2 separate regions of the Homo sapiens genome follow, and region 1 is linked to region 2. Evidence: chromatin contacts called from ENCODE Hi-C or POLR2A ChIA-PET data. All regions are on one chromosome and are shown on one strand. Each heading gives the region's core, a stretch centred on a gene start or an enhancer-like site at or near the end of the contact. The rest is flanking DNA. Distances are from core to core; before and after follow the strand shown. Region 1 holds the start of PDCD2L (programmed cell death 2 like). Region 2 has its middle 37 kb from the start of LSM14A.

Evidence for each region. A loop is a pair of places that touch in the nucleus more often than their neighbours do. ChIA-PET counts read pairs that join two places held with the same protein, here RNA polymerase II (POLR2A). Pooled maps may share reads with other maps.
Region 1: a map of B cell shows a loop between it and region 2 (22-fold over the local background). The contact joins the promoter of PDCD2L here to the enhancer-like site in region 2. A Hi-C loop is called at or near these places in 1 of 168 maps with a recorded cell type or tissue (B cell) and 8 of 50 pooled maps. POLR2A ChIA-PET finds 5 or more read pairs at or near these places in 3 of 52 experiments (A549, H1 and WTC11).

The regions. Positions count from the first base shown.
Region 1 is chr19:34,402,072-34,409,238 of GRCh38, forward strand. PDCD2L (programmed cell death 2 like) reads left to right here and starts at 2,328. Exons shown (of 7, transcript NM_032346.2): 1 at 2,328-2,467; 2 at 2,578-2,744; 3 at 2,859-2,919; 4 at 7,090-7,167. The coding sequence starts at 2,360. GPI (glucose-6-phosphate isomerase) reads left to right here. Exons shown (of 18, transcript NM_000175.5): 18 at 1-342.
Region 2 is chr19:34,131,840-34,138,961 of GRCh38, forward strand. No RefSeq gene overlaps it. Among named protein-coding and RNA genes, the nearest start is that of LSM14A, 37 kb to the right of the region's middle. RefSeq lists a silencer at 2,520-2,929 and an enhancer at 2,913-3,448. Within about 2 kb of position 2,997, at least 38 of the 41 ENCODE cell types and tissues checked have a DNase peak (open chromatin) inside an H3K27ac peak, as active enhancers do; they include B cell, where a contact is called at or near this core.

The DNA of each region.
Region 1 (7,167 bases), core at 1,078-3,577, 270 kb after region 2:
GTGCTGGGATTACAGGCGTGAGTCACCGCGCCCGGCTCATTTTAAAATTTTTGTAGATCAGTGTACTGTTGTAAAAAAAAAAAAATAAGAAAAATAAAAAATAAATTTTTGTAGTGATAGGATCCCACTGAGGCCAGAGAATAGGGTCTGGAGACAAAGGAGCATTCACTTCAGCCTCTGACTGGTGGCAGGCCAAGTCTTTATTTACATAGGGTGTAACCAAATAGGAAACCTCTAAAGGGTACTTAAACCCCAGATTTTCTACACAGGGCACTTGCTTGAGCCTCATCCCGCTTTCTGGAATGTACTTTTGCTTCAATAAATCTGTGCTTTTGTTCCTTCTTTTGTTGCTTTGTGTGTTTTGTCCACCTCTTTGTTCAATATTCCAAGAACCTGGACGACTTGTAGTCAAGATCCTCCCCTGGTAATACTACTGTGTTGCCCAGGCTTATCTTCAACTCCTGGGCTTAAGAGATCCTCCTGCCTTGGCCTCCGAAAGTGTTGGGATTACAGGCGCAAGCCACTGTGCCCAGCATCACAGGGCCTTTTAAAGCTATCAGGATGAAGTGTGGTAAAAAAAGGAGTAAATGGGTTTCATCTCCAGATCCTTGCTGGGCTAGAGCCAAACCTCACAAAGGCTGGTGCTTCCTCCTTTGAGGTGTAAATCCTTGAAAACATTCATTTCTTTTGCATACCACGTTATGAATCCTAAAATAATGTTTTTGCAGCCTGCATTTTTAAAAAGTCAGGTTTATTGGGGTGTGATTTACATATAGTAAGATTCACCTTTCTTTGGTATACAGTTATGAGTTTTCACAAGTGTATATACAGTCTTAGAACCATTACAGATGAGATATACAGCATTTTCCTCACCCTCAAAAGTTCCTGACACTTGTGGTCCAGTCCTACTCCCTCATCCCAACTCCTGACTACCATTGAACTGATTTTTTTCCCTCCGAAGTTCTGCGTTTACCAGAATGGCGCCTTTTGTGTCTGGCTTCTTCCCATGATGCTTTTGAAATTCACCCATGTTGTGCTGCAGGAATTGAAAAAACTGTATTGTGTGGCTGGGCGCGGTGGCTCACACCTGTAATACTAACACTTTGGGAGGCCGAGGTGGGCAGATCACTTGATTTCAGGAGCTCGAAACCAGCCTGGCCAACATGGTGAAACCCCGTCTCTACTAAAAATACAAAAAAGGCCGGGCATGGTGGCTCACGCCTGTAATCCCAGCACTTTGGGAGGCCAAGGTGGGCGGATCACCTGAGGTTGGGAGTTCGAGACCAGCCTGACCAACATGGAGAAACCCCATCTCTATTAAAAATACAAAATTAGCCAGGCATGGTGGCACATGCCTGTAATCTCAGCTACTCGGGAGGCTAAGGCAGAAGAATCGCTTGAACCTGGGAGGCAGAGGTTGCAGTGAGCTGGGATCACGCCAGTGCACTCCAGCCTGGGCGACAAGAGCGAAACTCCGTCTAAAAAAAAAAAAAAAAAAAAAGCCGGGCGCCGGGCGTGGTGGTGGGCGTCTGTAACCCCAGCTACTGGGTGGGGCTGAGGCAGGAGAATCACTTGAACCTGGGAGGCTGAGATGCAGTGAGATGGCGCCACTGCACTTCAGCCTGGGCGACCCAGCAAGACTCTGTCTCAAAAACAAAACAAAACAAAACAAAAATAAAAACTGAAAAATCTCAAACATATAAAACCCAAATAGAATAAATCTCCATGTGCCTGGCACCAAATTTCAACAATTATCAACTCATGGTCAATCTTACTGTATTTACACCCCACCACCTTAATTATGTAGTAGCAAATCGGAGGTATTTCATCTATAAGCATTTTGGTGTGTTTCTCTAAAAATTAAAAACTTTAACTTTTTAAAAAACTTTATTGTTCTTGTTAATGACTGATAATACCATTATCCCACCTAAAATTTTTATTTTCCGGGAAGGCTTTTTTCTGGTGGCTCACACCTGTAATCGCAACACTTTGGGAGGCGGAGGCGGGAGGATCGCTTGAACCCCAGGAGTTCAAGACCAGTGTGGGCAATATAGCAAGTCCTCGTCTCAGGAAAAAAAGGAAAAAAGAAAGTTAGCTTTTTGGCAAAACTACTTCCTAGTAGATGGTGTGTACTTCCTATCACAGCGCATTAAGGGGCACATAATGCCTGGGACTCCGGGATTTCGAGCCCCTGACGCCAGCGGCGCCTCTGTGGCTCTGGGACCTGAGCGCACGCGCCTTAAAGCCACGCCTCCGCATCGGATCCTAGTAAGGGAGCGGGGTTATCATTTTAGCGTAGCGTTGCGCGTGCGCAGAGAGGCCGCCGTAGTTTGCGTTTTCACCTGGTCGCCCGGCGGCCATGGCGGCCGTTCTGAAGCCGGTGCTGCTGGGCCTTCGAGATGCGCCGGTGCACGGCAGCCCCACAGGGCCGGGTGCCTGGACTGCTAGCAAGCTGGGCGGCATTCCGGTGAGGGCGGGTGCCGGAGCTGGGGTCGATGGGTGCTGCTGAAGGGTGCGGAGGGAGTGGGCGAGGTCCTGGGGGGAGTCGGGGTCTGAGCGCCTCCTCTGTCCCCTCAGGATGCTCTGCCCACCGTGGCTGCGCCCAGGCCCGTGTGTCAGCGCTGCGGGCAGCCGCTCGCTCTGGTCGTGCAGGTGTATTGCCCGCTGGAAGGCTCCCCGTTTCACCGTCTGCTGCACGTGTTCGCGTGCGCCTGCCCCGGCTGTAGCACCGGCGGTGCGCGCAGGTAGGCGGGGAAGTCCCAGAGCTGCTCCAGGGGTGTCCTTTCCAGCGGGCTGGGGCGGGCCGGCGGGCTGGAGTCGGGGTGCAGCCCTCACGGCCCTTTGTCTTCACCCCGAAGCTGGAAGGTGTTCCGCTCCCAGTGCCTGCAGGTGCCAGAGAGAGAGGCGCAGGACGCTCAGGTAAAGGTTGTGATTGGCATGTTATTGTTTTTCTGTCATTTGAGGATATTTTCCAGAGAATAGTTTGGGGCAGACTTTAAAGCCGTGTTCTTTGAAGTACACTGGAGTGTTTTTTGCTTTTCTGAAGAACCATAAAATGCTATTTTCGTAAAGTTTTTTTTTTTTTTTTTTTTTGAGACGGAGTTTCGCTCTGTCGCCCAGGCTGGAGTGCAATGGCGCGATCTCGGCTCACCGCAACCTCCGCCTCCCAGGTTCAAGCGATTCTCCTGCCTCAGCCTCCCTAGTAGCTGGGATTACAGGCATATGCCACCACGCCCGGCTAATTTTGTATTTTTAATAGAGACGGGGTTTCGCCATGGTGGTCAGGCTGGTCTCGAACTGCCGACCTCAGGTGATCCACCCGCCTCGGCCTCCCAAAGTGCTGGGATTACAGGCATGAGCCACCGCGCCCGGCCTTTCTTAAGGTTTTGTGAGAGTTTTTTTTTTCTTCTATTTTACTTTATTTTTATTTTCTAACTCCTTTGTTAAAAGGAGATGGAGGCCCAGCATGGTGGCTCACGCCTGTGATCCCACCGTTTTTTGAGAGGCTGAAGTGGGAGGATTGCTTGAGCTCAGAAGTTGGAGACCAGGCTGGGCGCGGTGGCTTACGCCTGTAATCCCAGCACTTTGGGAGGCCGAGGCGGGCGGATCTCCTGAGGTCAGAAGTTCGAGACCAGCCTGGCCAACATGGCGAAACCCCGTCTCTATTAAAAACAAAAACAAAAAATTAGCCGGGCATGGTGGCAGACACCTGTAATCCCAGCTACAAGGGAGGTTGAGGCAGGAGAATCGCTTGAACCCGGGAGACAGAGATTGCAGTGAGCTGAGATCATGCCACTGCACTCCAGCGTGGGTGACAGACTCCGTAAAAACAAAACAAAACAAAACAAAAGAAAAAAAAAACGTTGGGAGAGCAGTCTGGGCAACATAGCAAAACATCGTCTCTATAAAAAGTAAACAAATTAGCCAGGCATGATGGCCACGCAACTGTAGTGCCAGCTACTCAGGAGGCTGAGGTAGGAGGATTGCTTGAGTCTAGGAGGTTGAGGCTGCAGTGACCTACACTTGTGCCACTGCACTCCGGCCTGGGCCACAAAGCCAGACCCTGTCCCCTGCCAAAAAAACAAAAGGGAGATGGAGACTTCCTCCTGGATTTCTTCAACTTTTTTTTTTAACTGTAAATTGACAGTTTATAATAATGTATAAATTTATGAGGTATAAAGTGATGGCTATGATTCATGAATATCATGTGGAATAATTAAATGAAGCTAGTTAATGCATTCATCACCTCAAATACTTAACATCTTGTGAGAACATTTGAAATTTCCTCTAGCAATTTGGAGATACACAATACTCTTATTTTTTTTTTTTTTTGAGACGGAGTCTTGCTCTGTTGCCCAGGCTGGAGTGCAGTGGCGCCGTCTCTGCTCACTGCAAGCTCCACCTCCTGGGTTCACACCATTCTGCCTCAGCCTCCAGAGTAGCTGGGACCACAGGCGCCCGCCACCACGGCCAGCTAATTTTTTCATTTTTTTAAATTTTTAGTAGAGACAGGGTTTCACCATGTTAGCCAGGATGGTATTGATCTCGTGACCTTGTCATCCACCCACCTCGGCCTCCCAAAGTGCTGGGATTACAGGCTTGAGCCCCTGTGCCCAGCCACAATACTCTATTATTAACTATATTCATGCTGTGCAGTAGAACTTAAAAAAAACCCACATTCCTCCTGAATAACTGAGGTTTTGTATTCTTTGACCGTCATCTCCTTATTCTTCCCGCTCCAGGTTTCTTTCTTCCTTTTTTTTTTTTTTTTTTTTTTTGAGACCGAGTTTCGCTCTTGTTGCCCATGCTGGAGTGCAATGGCACAATCTCAGCTCACTGCAACCTCCACCTCCCGGATGCAAGCGCTTATCCTGCCTGCCTCAGCCTCCCTAGTAGCTGGGATTACAGGCACTCGCCACCACGCCCAGCTAATTTTTATATTTTTAGTAGAGAAAGGGTTTCACCATGTTGGCCAGGCTGGTCTTGAACTCCTGACCTCAGGCAACCCACCCGCCTCGGCCTCCCAAAGTGCTGGGATTACAGGCGTGAGCCACCATGCCCGGCTCACTCCAGATTTTTTTTTTTCTTTGAGATGGAGTTTCGCTTTGTTGCCAGGCCGGAGTGCAGTAGCACAATCTTGGCTCACTGCAGCCTCCGCCTCCCAGGTTCGAGCAATTCTCCTGCCTCAGCCTCCTGAGTACCTGGGACTACAGGCACACACCACCATGCCCAGCTAATTTTTGTATTTTTAGTAGAGATGGGGTTTCACCGTGTAGCCAGGATGGTGTCGATCTCTTTACCTCGTGATCCACCCGCCTTGGCTTCCTGAGGTGCTGGGATTACAGGCGTGAGCCACCACACCTGGCCACTCCAGATTTCTTTAACCACCACTCTACTCTCTACTTCTTTGAGGTTGTTTTAGATTCCACATATAAGTGAATACATGCAGCATTTGTCTTTGTGTCTGGCTTATTTCCCTTAGCAAAATGTTCTCCAGTTCCATCCATGTTGTCACAAATGACAGAATTTCCTTTTTTTTTTTAAGGGTGAAAAATATTCCATTGTATATATAGTAGTTTTTTTAAACTTACACTGAAGGTCTTGAGACACACAGTTTACTGATTTTCCTGTTTGGGAATATATATGGGTGTGTACATATATGTGGTTGTATGTGATAATGTATACGTGTCTTTATAGTAAATATACTTTATGAGAGCTATATATGTATTAACACATTTCATAAGATGAAATCTGAATTTATTGAAAAGGCAGGCAAGTTGGTAGCTGCAGAACACAATTTAGCCTCCCTTTGACTGTAAATGTGTCTTTATATATACACTGAGTTTGTTTGTTTGTTTGTTTGTTTTTTGAGATGGGGTTGCATTCTGGTCACCCAGGCTGGAGTGCAGTGGCATGATCTCTGCCTCTTGGGCCCAAGCCATTCTCCCACGTCAGCCTCCTGAGTAGATGGGATTACAGGCACGTGCCACCATGCCCAGCTGATTTTCATATTTTTTGTATAGATGGGATTTTGTCATGTTGCCCAGGCTGTTCTTGAACTCCTGGACTCAAACAGTCCGCCCACCTCAACCTCCCAAAATGCTGGGATTACAGGCGTGAGACACTGGGCCCGGCCTGCACCCAGTTCTTGATGTTTGCTAGGCATAGTATTAGCAGTACTTAAATAAAAAGTTGAAGACAGTGGTGTTTGCCTATATTTGTCAGGGTTCAGGTGCAGATAATTAGAAAAGTGCTGTTGCTTTTTCTTTTTTTTTTTGAGACCGAGTGTCGCTCTGTCACCCAGGCTGGAGTGCAGTGGTGTGATCTTGGCTCACTGCAACCTCCGCCTCCCGGGTTCAAGCGATTCTCCTGCCTCAGCCTCCTGAGTAGCTGGATTACGGGCACGTGCCACCATGCCTGGCTTTTAAGCTGAGACAGACTTAACACAGGAGTGAGGTTTTTAGTAAGTGGATAGGCTGAAGGAGGAGGCTCCAGGAATGCCCTCCAGAATCACACCTCAGAACTGGCCGTGAAGGAGCTGCTATGCCACCTCTCCTGCTGTCAGGAAGCTTAGGTGTGATCTGGTGAACTAGAGGCTGTCTTTGCCACCGAACCGTTGGCTCCAAAGCCTTGTTCTGTCTGTGTCTACACAATGGCTACCTTTTGCTATGTGGTCTTTCTTTCTACTTCACTCTGTCTCAAGTTCATGTTTCTCTCTAGTAGACCTGATTAGCAGACCCCTAATCATATCTGAAACCCTAGCTGCTAAGGGGTCTGGGAAAGGTAGTTCTTTCTTTTCAGTTCCTGCAATACATGAAGCACAACAGAAAGATATTGGAACGGATGGTTGAATAACCCCTGTACTATATCTGTCACACTCACCCCAAAAAGGAAAGACAAGTATTTTAAGTCACCTCCAACGTGCTTTTGAGTACATAGGGTCTAGAAAGTTTGATTGGAGTGTACCAGAGGGGAAGGGGATGGTGTGAAGGCTCCCTCTGGAAGGCGCGGCGGTGGGTGGCTGGAGCCGAAGGATTAGAATAAACCTCCCAAATGTGCTCGGACCTCATTCACTGAGTATTTTTCCAGAAACAGGGAAACAGCCTTGCAGCTGAGGACTGGTGTGAAGGTGCTGATGACTGGGGAAGTGATACTGAGGAGGGGCCT
Region 2 (7,122 bases), core at 1,747-4,246:
TCACACAAACTAAACTTGGTAGTAGTACAATTATTTGATAAGAATATATTTTAGCTCCCTCTCCCTCTCCCTCTTTCCACGGTCTCCCTCTGGACTGTGCTGCTGCCATCTCGGCTCACTGCAACCTCCCTGCCTGATTCTCTTGCCTCAGCCTGCCGAGTGCCTGCGATTGCAGGCGCGCGCCGCCACGCCTGACGGGTTTTCGTATTTTTTTGGTGGAGACGGGGTTTCGCTGTGTTGGCCGGGCTGATCTCCAGCTCCTAACCGCGAGTGATCTGCCAGCCTCGGCCTCCCGAGGTGCCGGGATTGCAGACGGAGTCTCGTTAACTCAGTGCTCAATGGTGCCCAGGCTGGAGTGCAGTGGCGTGATCTCGGCTACAACCTCCACCTCCCAGCCGCCTGCCTTGGCCCCCCAAAGTGCCGAGATTGCAGCCTCTGCCCGGCGGCTACCCCGTCTGGGAAGTGAGGTGCGTCTCTGCCTGGCCGCCCATCGTCTGGGATGTGAGGAGCCCCTCTGCCTGGCTGCCCAGTCTGGAAAGTGAAGAGCGTCTCTGCCCGGCCGCCATCCCACCTAGGAAGTGAGGAGCGCCTCTTCCTGGCCACCATCCCATCTAGGAAGTGAGGGGCGTCTCTGCCCGGCCGCCCATCGTCTGAGATGTGGGGAGCGCCTCTGCCCCGCCACCCCGTCTGGGAGGTGAGGAGCGTCTCTGCCCGGCCGCCCCGTCTGAGAAGTGAGGAGACCCTCCGCCTGGCAACCGCCCCATCTGAGAAGTGAGGAGCCCCTCCGCCCGGCTGCCACCCCGTCTGGGAAGTGAGGAGCGTCTCCGCCCGGCAGCCACCCCGTCCGGAAGGGAGGTGGGGGGGTCAGCCCCCCGCCCGGCCAGCCACCCCGTCCGGGAGGTGAGGGGCGCCTCTGCCCGGCCGCCCCTACTGGGAAGTGAGGAGCCCCTCTGCCCAGCCAGCCGCCCCGTCCGGGAGGGAGGTGGGGGGGTCAGCCCCCCGCCCGGCCAGCCGCCACGTCCGGGAGGGAGGTGGGGGGGTCAGCCCCCGCCAGGCGAGACGCCCCGTCAGGGAGGGAGGTGGGGGGTCAGCCCCCTGCCCGGCCAGCCGCCCCGTCTGGGAGGTGAGGGGCGCCTCTGCCCGGCAGCCCCTACTGGGAAGTGAGGAGCCCCTCTGCCCGGCCAGCCGCCCCGTCCGGGAGGGAGGTGGGGGGGTCAGCCCCCCACCCGGCCAGCCGCCCCGTCCGGGAGGGAGGTGGGGGAGTCAGCCCCCCGCCCGGCCAGCCGCCCCGTCCGGGAGGTGAGGGGCGCCTCTGCCCGGCTGCCCCTACTGGGAAGTGAGGAGCCCCTCTGCCCGGCCACCACCCCGTCTGGGAGGTGTACCCAACAACTCATTGAGAACGGGCCATGATGACAATGGCGGTTTTGTGGAATAGAAAAGGGGGAAAGGTGAGGAAAAGATTGAGAAATCGGATGGTTGCCGTGTCTGTGTAGAAAGAAGTAGACATGGGAGACTTTTCATTTTGTTCTGTACTAAGAAAAATTCTTCTGCCTTGGGATCCTGTTGATCTATGACCTTACCCCCAACCCTGTGCTCTCTGAAACATGTGCTGTGTCCACTCAGGGTTAAATGGATTAAGGGCGGTGCAAGATGTACTTTGTTAAACAGATGCTTGAAGGCAGCATGCTCGTTAAGAGTCATCACCATTCCCTAATCTCAAGTACCCAGGGACACACACACTCTGCCTAGGAAAACCAGAGACCTTTGTTCACTTGTTTATCTGCTGACCTTCCCTCCACTATTGTCCTATGACCCTGCCAAATCCCCCTCTGCGAGAAACACCCAAGAATGATCAATAAAAATAAATAAATAAAAAATAAATAAATAAATAAAAAAGAATATATTTTATTGGCTGGGCACGGTGGCTCGCACCTGTAATCTCAGCACTTTGGGAGGCTGAAGCGGGCGGATCACCTGAGGTCAGGAGTTCGAGACCAGCCTGGCCAACATGATGAAACCCCATCTCTGCTAAAAATACAAAATTATCTGGGAGTGGTGGCGTGCGCCTGTAATCCCAGCTACTTGGGAGGCTGAGGCAGGAGAATCGCTTGAACACGGGAGGCGGAGGTTGAGCCGAGATCGCGCCACTGCACTCCAGCCTAGGCAACAAGAGTGAAACTCTGTCTAAAAATATATTTTTTTAAATTTGTTTTGTATCAAGAAAAAAATACGAAAACATAACTTTATTGTAGCAATCTAATGCAGGTGTCTTTTAAAACTATCTTTTATTTCCAGATGGGACTTGGGAATTTCTTTGTTTTATTTTTTAAATACATTATCTTTCACAAACTCGGGGAGGAACAACTGTTTTTTAACCAAAAACTCCTCACCCAGGAACAAGCAAACTGCCTGAGAGCTGCATCTATTTTGCAATAGTGCCCCTGAAGCGCGCACGACGCCGCAGGGTAGGCGTCCCGCTCCTGACTGGACTCGTGGCACGGTCCTAAATTTGCAGAGGGACCCAGGGAGGATCAACCCACTCGACACTGGCAATGTCCCCACCTTCCCTAGCTGCAAACTGAAACCAGCAGCCGAGCCTCCCGCTCTAGAGGCGCGGCGAGGGGCGTGGCCGCGGCTGGGGTGGGGCTAGGGGCCGGGTCGTGCCCCCCGAAACTGGGCCGTGCCCCCCGCCCACCTCACTGCGCCTGCGCCCGAGGGCGCGGGGCAGGCTGGGAAGTAGCGTTAAGGTGGTGGTTGGGTGCTTTGCGGGTCACTTGTTGCGCTGCCCGCACGTTTGTCGCGGCTCCTGGATGCCTCTTTGGCCGCCTCGCCTGTTCCGGCTCTCTTATCTGCCCAGTCTTCCCGGCCCCTGCCCCGGACCCTCCTGCGCGCCCCTCCGGCTGCCTGTGTGCGACCCCAGCAACCGGCCCGGGGTCTCGCCGGCGCCGTCAGGTCATCGTCCACCCGGCTTGTTCTCAGCTTACCGAGAACGCCCCAGCCCCTGCGCTCCTCCTGTCTTACTTGTGTTGAGTCATTTAATCCGCTTTGCAATTGAGACATTGAAACGGAGACGCTCAGGAACGTGCTTCAGGTCACAGATCCAAGATGAGTTAGGGCCTGGAATTGAGTCGGGCTGCCTGCCACCATTCCACCTTGCATGTCACACCTGGACGAATACCCTGTGCTTCACCTAAATTCGCCTAAATTTTCACTATTTCTTTTTATTTTCTTTTCTTTTTTTTTTTTTTTCTTGATACAAGGTCTTGGTAGCCCAGGCTGGAGTATATTGGCGTGACCAGAGCTAGCTCACTGGAGCTTTGAACTCCTGGGGCTCAAGTGATTCTCCCGCCTCAGACTCCCAAATAGCTGAGGCTACAGGCGCAGGCCACTACACCCGGCTAATTATGACATTTTTGTAGAGGGGGCGGTCTCACTATGTTGCACAGGCTGGTCTCCAACTCCTGGGCTCAAAAGATCTCCCACCTCGGCCTCCAAAAGTGCTGGGATTACCGGCGTGAGCCACCGCATCCGGCCTGTTCACTATTTCTTTTTTCTTGACTTTCTTCTTTTTTTTTTTTTTTCGGAGGCAGAGTCTCACTCTGTCGCCCAAGCTGTAATGCAGTGGCGCAATCTCGGCACACTGCAACCTCTGCCTCCCGGATTCGAGTGATCGCCTCAGCTGGGATTACAGGTGCCTGCCACCACGCCTGGCTAATTTTTGTACTTTTAATAGAAACAGAGTTTTGCCATAATGGCCAGACTGGGCTTGAACTCCCGACCTCAAGTGATTCACCCTCCTCGGCCTCCGTAAGTGCTGGGATTACAGGTGTGAGCCACTGCGCCTGGCCTGTACACTATTTCTTAATCCCTGCCAGGGCGGTGTTATCTTTGCAGCTGAGAGTTCTAAGTGACTTGACAAAGGACACTAGCGCAACTTTAATAGCAAAGCCTGGGCCATTTCCACCACCACATGTGTGGCCTGTGTTCTTTCCCACACCTTTTAAAATTTTAAACAGCCTTATTGAAGTGCTGGTGTAAAGCCTGTACATATTTAAAGCATACAGTTTGCCTTTTACATATGTGTGTATACATCCCTGAAACCACCACCACAATCAAGAGAATGAACATAAAAGTTTCCTTCTGCTCATTTATAATCCTTCCTCCCAGTCACAGCCTACCGTATCAGTCCCTCAGATAACAGTGAATCTGCTTTTGGTCACCGTGGATTAGTTTGCGTCCTGTAGAATTATATGTTAAGGAATCATATACTATCTGCTTTTTCTCAGGGTAGAGGACAGTTACTGAGGCCAAGGGGTCACTTCATGATGAGCATAGAGGCCAATACTATGGCATGAGATTTTGAGAAAAGGAAAGCTTTATTGCCAGTTGACCAGCAAGGAGACAGGAGGCCAGATCAAGTCTATCTCCCCATGCTGGCCTTAAGGCAGTACATTTATTAGGAAGGTTTAGGGGATGAGTTAGGGATCAACAGGTAGAAAGAAAGGGGAGGTCTGGAAAGTCCTTGGGCATGCACAGTTGTCTCTTGATGGGTTGCATGTGCAAATCCAGGATGCGAGAGTGAATATGGAACATGCTGCGGAAGTTCAGACTGTGATGTCAGCAGCCTCTTTCTGCACAGACTCCAGTTGGCCATGTTGGTTCCAACTGATTTCAGCCAGTTTCGTTCTCTTATAATTAAAGGGAGTTTCTGCAAAATGTTTCTTGTCTTATCTGCCATCATGTAAGCTCAAGAATTCCTGGCGGGGTGTGGTGGCTCACGCCTGTAATCCCAGCACTTTGGGAGGCCGAGGTGGCTGGATCACCTGAGGTCAGGAGTTCGAGACCAGCTGACCAACATGGTGAAATCCCGTCTCTACTAACACCACAAAAATTAGCTGGGCATAGTGGCAGACGCCTATAATCCCAGCTGCTCCGGAGGCTGAGGCAGGAGAATCGCTTGAACCCGGGACAAGGTTGCAGTGAGCTGAGATCACACCACCGCACTCCAGCCTGGGGGACAGAGCAAAATTTTATCTCAAAAAAAAAGAATTCCTGTTAGTCACCTGTTTAACCCTTTGGGGTACGATTTCACTTCTTAGCTCTGTGCTTGCAAAATAATTAGACATCCTGTTATCAAGAAAGTATGGCCAGATAAAACTGGTCTGGAAGTTACACAGTCAAGCTTAACTATTTTGAAATTCACCCATGTTGCTGAATAGATCAGTAGTTCATTTCTTGTCATTGCTGAGTAGAATTCCATTGTATTGATATACTGCAATTTTTTAAATCCATTCCTCCATTGTTCACTTTTCAGTTTCTGGCTATAACAAACAAAACTTCTATCAACATGGGTGTGCAAGTCTTTGTATGAATGTACCCTTTTATTTGGATTAATAGCAGTGAAATGGTTGTGTCAAACAGTGGGTGTATGTTCAACTTTTTAAGAAACTGCCAAACTTTTTCAGATGAGATCAGGTGTGTTTAGGGTGATATGGCCATAGACCCAAACTATTTTTCAAAGTGGTTGTTCCAGACCAGGCATGGTGGCTCATGCCTGTAATCCCAGCACCTTGGGAGGCTGAGGTAGGCGGATCACCTGAGGTCAGGAGTTCAAGACCAGCCGGGCAAACAGGGCAAAACCCTGTCTCTACTAAAAGTACAAAAATTAGCCAGGCATGATGGCGGGTGCCTGTAATCCCAGCTACTTGGGAGACTGAGGCAGGAGAACCAGGAGGAGGAGGTTGCAGTGAGCTGAGAGTACACCACTGCACTCCAGCCTGGGTGACAGAGTGAGACTCATCTCAAAAAAAAGAGAAAAACACAAAGTGGTTATTCCATTTCACATTCCCACCAGAAGTGAATGAGAGTTCTAGATCCATATGTCCAACACTTGTTAGACATTCTAAAAGTATGTAGTGGTATCTTGCTGTAGGTTTAATTTTTATTTATCTAATGACATTAAGCATCCTTGGCTGGGTATGGTGGCACACGCTTGTAATCCCAGTACTTTGGGAGGCCAAGGCAGGAGGATTGCTTGAGTTCAGAAGTTCAAGACCAGCCTGGGCAACATGGCAAAGCCCCTTCTCTATTTTTTTTAATTTTTAATATAAAAAAATTTATACCCAGCACTTTGGGATGCCAAAGTGGGCAGACGGTTTGAGCTCAGGAGTTCAAGACCAGCCTGGGCAACATGGCAAAACCCCATCTCTACAAAAAAATACAAAACTTAGCTGGGCATGGTGGCCTGAGCCCATAGTCCCAGCTACTGGGGAGGCTGAAATGGAAGGATTACTTGAGCCCAGGAGGTGGAGGTTGCGGTAAGCCAAGATCGCGCAACTGCACTCCAGTCTGGGCGACAGAGTGAGACGCTGTCTCAAAAAATATATATATATAAAATTTTAAAAAGACACTAAGCATCCTTTCATGAGCCTATTTTCCATTCATATATATATTTTTGGTGACGTGTGAATTCAAATATTTTGCCCATTTTTAAAATTAGTTTATTACTATTCATAAAAATCTGGGTTTCAGATTTTTATGTTTAATTATCTTTTTTTCAGATATTTGTTTAATTATCTTTTTTTTTCGAGGCAGGGTTTTGCTCTGTCACCCAGGCTGGAGTGCAGTGGTGCAATCACAGCTGGCTGCAGTCTCAACCTCCCAGGCTCAATCAATCCTCCCACTTCAGCCTCCTGAGTAACTGGGAATACAGGTGCAAGCCATCACACCCGGCTAATTTTTGTATTTTTTGTAGAGACAGGGTTTCGTCACATTACCCAAGCTGGTCTCAAACTCCTGGGCTCAAGCAATCTGCCTGCCTCAGCCTCCCAAAATGCTGAGATTACAGGTGTGAACCACTGTGCCCAGCCCTCATAAATATTTCCTTCCCTCATAAATATTTTCTTCCTCATAAATATGGCCTTCATAAATAATGTCCTTTTATTCTCTTAAAAGCATATTTCAAAAGCATTCTTAATTTCAATAAAGTTTAATTTGCCAATTTTTTTTTTTTTTTTTTTGAGATGGAGTCTCGCTCTGTCTCCCAGGCTGGAGTGCAGTGGTGTGGTCTGGGCTCACTGCAGCCTTCACCACCTGGGTTCAAGCAATTCTCCTGCCTTAGCC